Linked DNA regions of Homo sapiens: all the other regions are linked to region 4. The links are chromatin contacts, found by Hi-C or POLR2A ChIA-PET in ENCODE. All regions are on one chromosome and are shown on one strand. Each heading gives the region's core, a stretch centred on a gene start or an enhancer-like site at or near the end of the contact. The rest is flanking DNA. Distances are from core to core; before and after follow the strand shown.

What was found. Hi-C counts contacts between places; a loop is a spot of excess contacts on that map. ChIA-PET counts read pairs that join two places held with the same protein, here RNA polymerase II (POLR2A). Pooled maps may share reads with other maps.
Region 1: a map of B cell shows a loop between it and region 4 (26-fold over the local background). The contact joins the promoter of MSANTD7 here to the promoter of PRPF18 in region 4. A Hi-C loop is called at or near these places in 5 of 168 maps with a recorded cell type or tissue (B cell, CD4-positive, alpha-beta T cell, CD8-positive, alpha-beta T cell and 1 more) and 12 of 50 pooled maps. POLR2A ChIA-PET finds 5 or more read pairs at or near these places in 1 of 52 experiments (CD4-positive, alpha-beta T cell).
Region 2: a map of B cell shows a loop between it and region 4 (23-fold over the local background). The contact joins the promoter of NMT2 here to the promoter of PRPF18 in region 4. A Hi-C loop is called at or near these places in 1 of 168 maps with a recorded cell type or tissue (B cell), 1 of 37 single-sample maps with no recorded cell type and 8 of 50 pooled maps. POLR2A ChIA-PET finds 5 or more read pairs at or near these places in 1 of 52 experiments (Panc1).
Region 3: a map of CD4-positive, alpha-beta memory T cell shows a loop between it and region 4 (5-fold over the local background). The contact joins the enhancer-like site here to the promoter of PRPF18 in region 4. A Hi-C loop is called at or near these places in 3 of 168 maps with a recorded cell type or tissue (CD4-positive, alpha-beta T cell, CD4-positive, alpha-beta memory T cell and CD8-positive, alpha-beta T cell) and 10 of 50 pooled maps.

Annotation. Positions count from the first base shown.
Region 1 is chr10:14,836,959-14,839,658 of GRCh38, reverse strand. It overlaps MSANTD7 (Myb/SANT DNA binding domain containing 7), which reads right to left and starts at 1,353. Exons shown (of 5, transcript NM_001378785.1): 1 at 1,200-1,353. CDNF (cerebral dopamine neurotrophic factor) reads left to right here and starts at 1,622. Exons shown (of 4, transcript NM_001029954.3): 1 at 1,622-1,827. The coding sequence starts at 1,713. HSPA14 (heat shock protein family A (Hsp70) member 14) reads right to left here and starts at 1,353. Exons shown (of 14, transcript NM_016299.4): 1 at 1,200-1,353. The coding sequence starts at 1,256. RefSeq lists an enhancer at 1,070-1,309 and a silencer at 1,460-1,569.
Region 2 is chr10:15,167,299-15,169,998 of GRCh38, reverse strand. NMT2 (N-myristoyltransferase 2) reads left to right here and starts at 1,306. Exons shown (of 12, transcript NM_004808.3): 1 at 1,306-1,496. The coding sequence starts at 1,387. RefSeq lists a silencer at 1,107-1,936.
Region 3 is chr10:15,105,198-15,107,982 of GRCh38, reverse strand. It overlaps NMT2 (N-myristoyltransferase 2), which reads left to right. Exons shown (of 12, transcript NM_004808.3): 12 at 1-2,213. Among named protein-coding and RNA genes, the nearest start is that of RPP38, 9.2 kb to the right of the region's middle. Within about 2 kb of position 1,407, at least 3 of the 41 ENCODE cell types and tissues checked have a DNase peak (open chromatin) inside an H3K27ac peak, as active enhancers do.
Region 4 is chr10:13,585,589-13,588,288 of GRCh38, reverse strand. PRPF18 (pre-mRNA processing factor 18) reads right to left here and starts at 1,324. Exons shown (of 10, transcript NM_003675.4): 1 at 1,137-1,324. The coding sequence starts at 1,202. RefSeq lists enhancers at 259-854, 1,030-1,369.

The DNA.
Region 1 (2,700 bases), core at 104-2,603, 1.3 Mb before region 4:
TCTACACACAAAACGAAGGCTATTATTACGTTACCTTTCCTACCTCTCTTCCTTCTTACCATTACCATTTCTTTTTTTTTTTTTTTTGGACACGGAGTCTTGCTCCGTGGCCCAGGCTGGAGTGCAGACTGCAGTGCCAGATCTCGGCTCACTGCAACTTCCGCCTCCCGGGTTCAAGCCATTCTCATGCCTCAGCCTCCTGAGCAGCTGGGATTACAGGCGTTCCCGGCTAATTTTTAGTATTTTTAGTAGAGGCGGGGTTTCACCATGTTAGCCAGGCTGGTCTAGAACTCCTAACCTCACGTGATCCGCCTGCCTCGGCTTCCCAAAGTGCTGGGATTACAGGCGTAAGCCACCGCGCTGGGCCCCTTTCTTCCCATTTCTACAAATGAAGTAGTATTATTCCCTTTGGCTTTTCCTAACAAGTCATTTGACATTTAAACGCGGGACTAGTGGCAACGGAGTTCATGATTATCGTTTCTTCTGCCTCCCCACTGATGAGAGAAAGGCCACAAGTCCTGTCAGGCTCTCACTTCCAGAAAGGCCACCTCTGTAGACCACGCACCATCAACTGGCTTCACAGCCAGGCAGCTTTGCGGGACCATCAGCCCCAGCTCGACTGCAGCCTCCCCGCCCCTCCGGGACCTAGACGTTCGGGCCCAGCTCAGCGCGTTCTGCGGCCCTGCTGTCCCAGAGACCACCGCCTCCAAGTACCTCGCGGCCACAACTTTCCCAGGACCTCCCACCCGCGGGAATCCTGAGGCCCTGACGTCAGCGAGACCCCTTCCGGCATCCAGAGGCCAGGACGTCCCCGTGACCTCCCCCAAAATGCTCGCAGCCCCGCCGTCCCCGGGACCCCCCGGGACACCCAGCGGCCCCGCTGTCTCCGGGACCCCCCCGGGCACCCTGCAGCTACGTCGTCCCTGGGACCCCTCCGGGCATCCCGCCGCCATGACGCCCTGGGACCCCGCGCGTCTACATCGCCGCGAGCCTCCGCCGCGGAGTAGACGACTTTCCGGAGGAATCGCCAGGCGCGAGGCCGGGCCTGCCCGGCCCTTCGCTCCGGAGTGTCCTCGCGGCAACGCCACTCCACGACATCCCTAGGCCGGCGACACGCCGCTCTCAAGCCTGTGGATGACCCAGCGCCAGAAAACCGGGTGGCCGTCATGAAGCCCTAGCCCAGCTCCGCAGCCCCTCACCTTATAGACGGCCACACAGGCTGAGGTGCAGCCCAGGTGAACTCCGATGGCCGCCATGAGGCAGCAGGGACGGCAGCGGCAGGAATGAGGGGGTCCCCCAACAGCAACAGCTACCGGCCGCCCAACGGCCCCATCAGGCACCGCGGAGCTTCACGTTCCCGCCAGCCCCCTGCGTCCGGTCGGCCGCTACAGCCTCCCGCGTCGCCGCCAATCAGCGTGAAGGTTCCGCCTTTCTTCACGCGCAGTCCGCGAGTAGCTTCAGCGCGTCTCTGCGCTCCGCGGAAACTGCACAGTGCGCACGCGCAACCGGGGAGGGACGGGAAAAGGCTCCTACACTCCGCCCCCTTCCTATCCCTTCCTTGAGAGCCAATGGAAACTCTGTGTTCAGTTGCGTCATTTGTCCTGGCAACTACTGGCAGATTCTTTCCAACCTCGAATTCTGCTCAGCTCGCTTTGGCAGCTTGGTGGGCGGTGGGCGCGGGTGGCGGAGGCGATTGAAGCTGCTGGCCCAGCATGTGGTGCGCGAGCCCAGTTGCTGTGGTGGCCTTTTGCGCCGGGCTTTTGGTCTCTCACCCGGTGCTGACGCAGGGCCAGGAGGCCGGGGGGCGGCCAGGGGCCGACTGTGAAGGTGAGCGGTGTGACAACTGCTTGCATGGCGGCGGCCCCGCGCTGCGGCGCAGCAGCTGTCGGCTTTGGCTTCTCCTGGCCCTGGCTATAAATAACATTCCGCCCAGGAAATGCAGGCCCTGTCCCTCGTTTTAGATCGCCCAAGCCCAGCTCGAGTAAAAAGCTCAAGCCGGGCCTGGTGGTAACGTGAGGCCACGTTGTGGTTTTGCTGTGAATATTAAACTTCAGCAGTAAAAGCTGGTGGGTTTGTATTTGGATTAGAGTTTGTGCAAAGAATGCTAGATTCAGATGATACTGGCGCCAGATTGATTCTGCTGCTTCCAACCAGCAAGATTTGCCTCCCCTTGCACAGAAGACGTCTTTCAAGTCCAAGCTAGTTGGTGACTCCCCAAAGGAAAACAAAACATGGCATTGAGTTGAGTAGCTTAAATCAGAGGACATAGCTAATATTTGTTAGGACTCTGTAGGTGAAAATTGCTTTGCAAAGGAGTACACTGACTCCTTGGGAAAGAGAGGAATACAAAAGAGTGGTTCCTTTTTGTTCACGGTATCTCAGCTGTGAACTCGCAGTCAGAATACGTGAGTCTGTATCCCACCAAGTCCCCTAGCTCTGAGACTTTGGTTTTTGCAAAATCAGCGTACTTCACTTTAGAGATCTGTTAGCAAAGGCAAAGAAGGTAAGTGGCTATGCTAGCCCCTTCCTTCTGGACTCCTGTAGCGCTCACTCCATGTTTTACTGAAAATAATTAGTTTAAATGTATATGCCCTCAGCTGGAAAATATATCCCTAGTGAACAGGAAATTGTAGGTTCATCATATATGTTGAGTGAATGGATGGGTATAGTCGTACTAAAGTTGTGTTTTTGTTTGTTTTG
Region 2 (2,700 bases), core at 57-2,556, 1.6 Mb before region 4:
CTCCCTTGGGGAAAAAAGCCATAAAATGCTCCTAGTATCTTCTGCAAAAAAAGGACCCACACCAAAAAATTCAGGTGGCTCTTTAAAGTCTCATTTTCCTCACTGAGCGGGTTCTGATGATTATCTTTGCAAAACCACTGCGGAGACTTCCGGTGGCCTAGCAGCACATTTGAACAAGATCATCTCAGCAAAGCAAAGGACAGGACTGCTCTGTACAGAATGCAGTAGCAAATAAGAGAGGCTGAACTTCACCGGTCTTCTATTTGGCAGTACTACAGAATGCCTCCCTTCCCTCTTCTGAGAGAGACAGCGGACAATTTCAGCACAGAAGGCCGTGCACGTTTGCTTGGAAATCTAGGTCATGACCTTGACTTTGGGAAAGCCAGGGTAGCCTACCTGAAACTGTCCAATCCCCCAGCATCGTGGACACGTCCCCAAGTCCCTCAAGATGTCTGTTCTGGTCTGAGCCGTCCGTAGTAGTGTCCAGGGAAAGCAGGGGTAGCTCAAAAATTTCTGTCAAGAGTTTTAGTGCTGCAAGCCTGGTTGGGACAGGGCGGTGGAGGGCTGGAAATACTGTTTTTGACTTTGAATTTGATTTTATAATGTATTAGATGGATAGATAGATGCGAAATGGAATTGTTAACATGTATGTGGAGGGGCGGGAAGAGTTTCTGGAAAGCCCCATCCCTGAGTGCCTACTCCTGAGTGGGAAAAACCCCTGCACGGGCTGGGAGCGCTCCCTAATTCGTCCAGAAGTAAAATCGCATGGCCTGTGTTCCAAAAATGCCGCCACTCAGGATGTCAAGTCTGCACGTTTGCAGCTTTGAGAGCCGAGCCCCAGGCAGAGGCACCGCGCAGGCCTGGATGTACAGGACTCGGCCCTGTGCAGGGCTGGCCAGGGTGAGCAGGGTTGGAGCTGGCGGGGCGGGGAGGGGCGGGGCCATCTGGGAGGGGCTGCGGCGGTGGGCGGGGTTAGAGGGCGGGTTTGAAGCCGGCAGGGTGGGGAAAGGCGGGGCTGGAGGGGAGGGGTCTCAGAGGCGGGCGGGGTTAGAGAGCTGGATTGAAGCCGGCGGGACGGGGAGAGGCGGGGCTTGGTGGGGAGGGACGAAGAGGTGGGCGGGGTTCAAGCCCGTGGGGCAGGGCGGGGCCGGCGGGCAGGGCGGGGCCGGCGGGCTGGGCGCGGACGGTGAGGGGCGGGGATGGAGGGCGGGGCGGGACGGAGGGCGGGGAGGGGGCGGGACGGAGGGCGGGACGGGGCGCGGGCGGGGCGGGGCGGGGCGTAGCGCCCGGGCTCCGACTCCAAGCAGTACGGCGGGAGGCACTAGAGGGAGCTGCGGCCGCTCCGGCCCGGCCCCGAGCACCGCCTCCCCAGCCAGCGCCGCCGCGATGGCGGAGGACAGCGAGTCTGCGGCCAGCCAGCAGAGCCTGGAACTGGACGACCAGGACACGTGCGGGATAGACGGGGACAATGAGGAGGAGACGGAGCACGCCAAAGGGTAGGGGCGGCGCGCTGGCGCACCGGGCGCGACAGGGCGGGGACCGCGCGCGCCACGGTCTCCCGTTCGGGGGTGGCTCCCAGGACTGGGGGTTCTTCGGCCGCTCCGCCCCGCGATGGCTTCTCCGTGGCGCGGAGCCCATGGTGAGGTCCGGGGCGCGCGGCTCGCGGGAGAGTGCAGTGCGCGGGGAGGCGAGGCCCGGGGTGGGCGGGGAGGCTGGGGCCCGGGCGGGGAGACGCTACTGTCACTTGCCGCGCGCCCCCGGCCAGCCTCGCCCATCCCCGCCGGCGGCCTGGCCCAGGAGGCGCCTGTTGCCCTCGCCCGCGGGTGGCTCCGGTGGGCGCCGAGGAGAGGCGCTACGCCCTTCCCTTTGTGGCGGCCGCAGCCTGGGGTAGGAGGTCGCCCTCCTCTGCTCCCTGCCATCCTTGTTAAGTCCCTTCAGACTCCCTCTCCGCAGCCGCCACCCGAAAAGAATGGGCAAAGACGTGGGTGGAGCGGCGTGGAGGTGCCCCGATGGTGTCGGGGCCGCAGGCGGCGAACTGCGCAAAGTTCTGGCGCCGAGGGGGTCCCGGGCCCGGCCCCTGCTGGGGATACTGGGCTTTGCACCGCCTCGCCTGTCCCTAGAGCTCTTCAGAGCAGGGCCGATCCCCTGAACCGGGCTCCCGCTGACCTGGCCGTATCCTGTTTGCAAAGCTGGTATTTGATCTCCAAAACTCGATGCACCACGCATTTTCACACTTGATCGGATTTCTTAATCCTTTCCCTTTGCCCCCGAACCCTGCAGACTTGATTTGCTCTTCTGTTGGAGAAAAGGATTGCTTCAGGTGAAGGCCGGTGTTGATGCTCTCTTTTTAGAGGCAGTGGGTCATTTTAAATAAAAACTGGTGTCCTTTTAAAGTGCTGTTTACATTACCCTTTTACCCTATTGGATTCAAACTATGCGCTGGCACAGAGCGGTTCTTGCTACACCCTTAGAAGTGAGATTTTTCGAACCATGGTGAGTGATGGAGAAGTGGGTCAGCTTAAAAAACATGATAGGGAGGCCTGAGTCACAGATGGTTTACTCAGTTCGTAGAGAGATTCTTGAAATGATTGATCATTGAAAGTGTAAATCATTTGCATTCTACTTGTCTACTTTAAGATTTATTATAGAAAGGGACTTTTGACTGACCTCTAATTCATTATAAAATATTAACAAATGAAG
Region 3 (2,785 bases), core at 158-2,657, 1.5 Mb before region 4:
TGCTGATTTTATCATGAAAACTGTCATGTGTCATGCTAATGGAAAATGTCTTATTTGTAAATAAGTATTCATAATTTTGTTACTGATGGTGTTTTTAATCTAGAATTTGAAAAACTTTCATGGCTTACAGATGTGTGTTTATATTGCCAATAATCTGCGGGAAAAATAAGATGCTAACCGAGGCCACGTAGCCTGGCCTCAACTCAGATACCACAAAGTAGATGCCTTGGCTGGGTGTGGTGGCTCACGCCTGTAATCCCAGCACTTTGGGAGGCCAAGGCGGGCGAAACATTTGAGGTCAGGGGTTCGAGACCAGCCTGGCCAACATGGTGAAACCCCATCTCTACTAAAAATTCAAAAAGAACTAGCTGGGTGTGGTGGCGGGTGCCTGTAATCCCAGCTGCTAGGAGGCTGAGGCAGGAGAATCACTTGAACCCAGGAGGCGGAAGTTGCAGTGAGCCAAGATCGTGCCACTGCACTCCAGCCTGGGTGACAGTGCAAGACTCCGTCTCAAAAAACAAAAGTAGATACTTTTCCCTGCTTTTACTGGGCCAGTGCCTAGGAAGTTCAGTGCAGAAGTTAATTGTTTTAGACATGATGGCATTTCCTTCAAGTTATGAGTCCAGTGAAACCAATCATATCTTATCCCAGGCAGGGGCCACCAAACTATGGCCTGTGGGCTAAATCCAGCCCATTGCTTATTTTTGTGTAGCCCACAGGCTAAGAATGTTTTTATTTTCTGGAATGGTTGAGGAGAAAAAGCCAAAAAATGACATCATTTTGTGACATGTGCAAATTACACAAAATTCAAATTCCGGTGTCCCTCAATAAGGTTTTATTGGAACATAGCCATACTTTTTTTTTTTTTTTTTTTAGGACAGGGTCTCACTCTATTGTCCAGGCTAGAATACAGTGGCACAGTCAACAGCTCACTGCAGCCCCAAACTCCTGGGTTAAAATGATCCTCCTGCTTCAGCGTCTTTTTGAAGAAAAAGAACTAGCTGGGCGTGCATACCACCACGCCTGGCTAAGTTTTTCATTTTTTGTAGAGACAAGGTCTTGCTATGTTTCCCGTGCTGGTCTTTAACTCCTGGCCTCAAGTGATCCTTCTGCCTTGGCCTCCCAAAGTACTGGGATTATAGACATGAGCCACCACTCTTGGCCACAGCCACTTTCATTTACATATTGCCTATGGCTGCTTCACACTACAAAGCTGAGTTGAGTTGTTGTGACAGATTGTGTGGCCTGCAAAGCCTAAGATATTCACTCTCTGGTCTTTTACAGAAAGTTTGTTGACCTTGGTCACTACGAAGGAGTTGGAACTCTCCTTTCTATAGGTTGCCGTGATTCTAAAGACCAACCCACAGCTGTGACATCCCTGAGACTACCACCAGAGGGCGACTGGGCCCCACAGTAGTACATAATATAGGACCTCTCTTGGAGATAATGGAAGACTTGGAATTTCAGATGGTTCCACCCTAATTGCATTAGCGTTCTTTCTTAACAGGAGAAAGGCTTCAAGAAACAAAACAGTCCTCATTCACTGGAACAGGGTTTGAGATACCAGCATTAAGTAAATGAGATTTTGACTTAACCTGGAGTCAAGGCTCTAATTTAGGACTTTACTTCCCACTCATTTTCATGCCACAAAGTCTATACAAAGTAGGTTTTCAAATAATTGCAGAATCAGCCAGGCACGGTGGCTCACACCTGTAATCCCTGCACTTTGGGAGGCCAAGGTGAGCAGATCACTTGAGGTCAGGAGTCTTGAGACCAGCCTGGCCAACATGGTGAAGCCCTATCTCTACTAAAATTACAAAAACTAGCCGGACATGGGGGTGTGCACCTGTAATCCCAGCTATTCAGGAGGCTGAGGCAGGAGAATCGCTTGAACCCAGGAGGCGGGGTTGCAGTGAGCCGGGATCACACCACTGCACTCCAGCCTGGGCAACAGAGTGAGACTCTATCTCGAAAGTAAAATAAATAACTGCAGCATTGCCAGTTGGAAACTTTGTCATGAGCTTACCTCACGGTGACAGTTACACTGCTCCTTTAAAGAGTCATTTACATAATTTGTTATCAAATTATTAACCACTTTTAAATAGAATAATAACTACATTTGCCTCCATAATTGAAGCAGATTACTAATTAACATTTTCGAGAATTAAACTGCTTGCTTATGAAGTAGCTATTAAAACTAAATTGAAATGCAATGGATAGTTTCTTGTAGATTTAAAACTGCATTGTACTGTACTTTGTCTATAATGAAAATGTTCTATTCAATAAGGTATCTTTTTTTCTTCTTTTTGGCCAAGATGGCACTAAGTAAAATTTAAATCGAGAGATGGCATAATCCATGAGTCAGCCAGACTTTCAGCTGGAAAAATCTTTAGTAAATACCTTCCTTCTAAATTACAGAAAGTAACTTTTCCATACACACTGTAAACAGCAGACACTCTAACAGAGCATCGGTTATGCTCCATCTCCTAACCTGAAGGACTCTTGTCACACACCCACCTCTGAGAACCCAAGCTCCTCAGTTTTTTTAATCTTTTGGCCACATTTCATCCAATTACCATCATACCTTTTATACGTTAGATTTCCAAGGAGGTAAGTGAATCACGTAATGGGGGTGAACTGTACCCAGTCAAAATAACCTTATCTGACTTTTTCTATATTTTTGATATTTTTTCTCTAAATATTAAGTCTTTCTCCCAAGCTCATGTCTATTCCTTCCTAAAAGTCAAATTGACATGAAGTGAAAAATGATGTGTTGCTTCTGAAG
Region 4 (2,700 bases), core at 75-2,574:
ATTACAGGCGCGCACCACCACGCCCAGCTAATTTTGGTGTTTTTAGTAGAGACGGGGTTTCACCATGTTTGCCAGGCTGGTCTCGAACTCCTGACCTCAGGTGATCTGCCCACCAAAGTGTGGGGATTACAGGTGTGAGCCACCGCGCCCGGCGGCCCTTCCTCCATGTTTCAGTTGGGCACAAACCCTTCGTAAGGCGACAGAAGGGAACTCTCAGGAGCACTGGGGCACGTCCGCAGAATGCCAACAGGTAGGAGCGGGGATAGGGGGCAGTTAGGTAAACTGGAGGGAAACAGGGTCAGTCGGGGGAAAACAAACAAAGCCTCGGGTTTTCCTGCAATTCCCACACCTGCATCCCTAAGGCTCCCAAGTGGTTACCGGAAAGAAGGCCGTGAGTGTAAGTTGCCCGGGTCCTTGGCGTTTTGAACAAAGAATTGGACAAAACGCACAAAAAAAGTAACAAAACACAGGAATGAAGCAGCAAAAGTAGGGACTTATGAACGCGAGAAAGCACTCCACAGGGTGTGAGTGGGCCCGAGCAAGCGGCTCGAGGCCCCGGTTACAAAGTTTTCCGGGTTTTAGGTACTCCTTCTGAGGTCCCTATCAGCTACCCCGTATCTGGATGAAGGGTTCGGTCTGTGGCTAAAGACTGAGGTGAACTGGCGCCCTATGCAGATGAAGGGATGGCCCGTGATTGGCCCACGGCCAATGCAGGGCACGTTCCCTTCCCATCTGAGAGGTGGTGGAAAGGCAGGGATGCGGGGAGAGCCGCAGCCTGAAGCCTTTGCTACTCGGTGGTGGGAAGATGAGGATTTTTCTTTTGGTTTGGCTTTTGGACGTGGGCGTTAATTGGCCTCAGGTTCCCGCCCCCAGACCCAGGTGTTTTCCTTTTGATCCAGCTTTGGGAAGTCAGCACGAATTGTACTCAAGTTCCCTGCTCTCAGACCCTATTCTCCAGCCTCAACAGTGAGACGCCAAGGGTTGGATCTAAGGGGGCCTACCAGGGGTAGTGGCAGGACACTCGCTAAGCCCCGTCCCCGCCCCGAATCCTCTGAGTATCGTCACCCTCACCCCAAAACCCCGACACACATACTCTCACTCTTACATCCCGACCCCCACGACCGCAGGGTCCTCACCACCAGCAGGTTCCTGTCCTCCACCAGCTGCCGCTTCCGAAGGATCTCTGATTTCAGAATGTCCATCTCGCCGCCAGAATTTAAGCTCCAGTTTCCCGCTCCAGCTCCTCGAACCCAGCCTCACTGGGCCGGCGGCCGCGAACCCACTGAGTATACGGAACAACAAGCCCAAACACCTGAGAACAACTGACAGGAGCCGCTTCCGGCGGAAGCTGGGATGAGAGAGATGAGGGAAGAGAGTGGCCCGGGGCGCCTGTGGTGGCCAAAGCAGCTGTGCGTGAGTGCCCACTGGCGGCGCCCTCCGGCAGCGCGCCTGTAGTTTCCCCTCGTAGGGAGGTTTACGTGAACGTGGACGGAAACCCGGGTCTTTGTAGTACTCTCTGCACCTGCTAGTTGAGTTCCAAAAGCCTCTCGAAGAACACCTCAATAATGCCAGTTAAATCAAGATCTTTATTAACTGGAAATTTACATTAGGGTTTCTGAAGTTACTTGCTTGCAAAATTTGCAAAAGGATGAGAAAAATCTAAACAATAATACTAACTTGTAACAATAGAGTGAAAGGGCTGTCTGTTCATTACTAGCCTGTTAAATTTCCTGTGAACTTAAACGACTACAACCATTTAAAGCAGTTTGGAAGTCAATTTATCTTCACTCCCTCTGTTTTAGATTGCTTACCAATCTTGGTGATAATTGAACATTTACCTCAAGCTAACTAATCATTTTTTGGTCATGTGTTCAGCAATCAAGATTTTTCAGTGACATGATTGGAGATGTAATCAGAAATTCCTTTTTTTTTTTTAAATCCAACCCAAGGGAAAAAAAGTTAAATTGAAGAGAAAAATTATGTCAGAGATTTTTTAAGTCCCTAACATTTGTTTACAGTGGACTTATTTTTTTCATGTCATTGAAGCACGTTTAAAAATTGTTTTTGTGAAATCATAATTGAACAATATTTGACATTTCGTTTTTCTTACTCAAAAAAGGTAAGAAATATCATTTTGTTGAGTCAGCTGATAATGGGTAAAATGCTTTACAAAACAAAAAAATGAACAATTGAATTATTTCAATTTAGAAAGTCTTTTGTGGGGGGTGATACTTCATCTAAAAGATATCTGAGGCCAGACGGGGTGGCTCACCCCTGTAATCCCAGAACTTTGGGAGGCCGAGGTGGACAGATCACCTGAGGTCAGGAGTTCAAGACCAGCCTGGCCAGCATGGTGAAATCCCGTCTCTACTAAAAATACAAAAATTAGCCAGGCGTGGTGGCAGGTGCCTATAGTCCTAGCTACTCAGGAGGCTGAGACAGGAGAATTGCTTGAATCCGGGAGATGGAGGTTGCAGTGAGCCGGGATCATGCCACTGCAGTCCAGCCTGGGTGATAGAGCAAGACTTTGTCTCAAAAACAAAACAAAATAAAATAAAATATACCTGACTTTTGCCAGAAATAAGCCAACACAGGAAAATGTCCTTGAACTAAATATGGCAACACTCTTGCATGAATATGGGTTTCCCTCACTAATCAATGAGCAAATAATAATTTATTAGCATTTTCCTGATTTAGGGA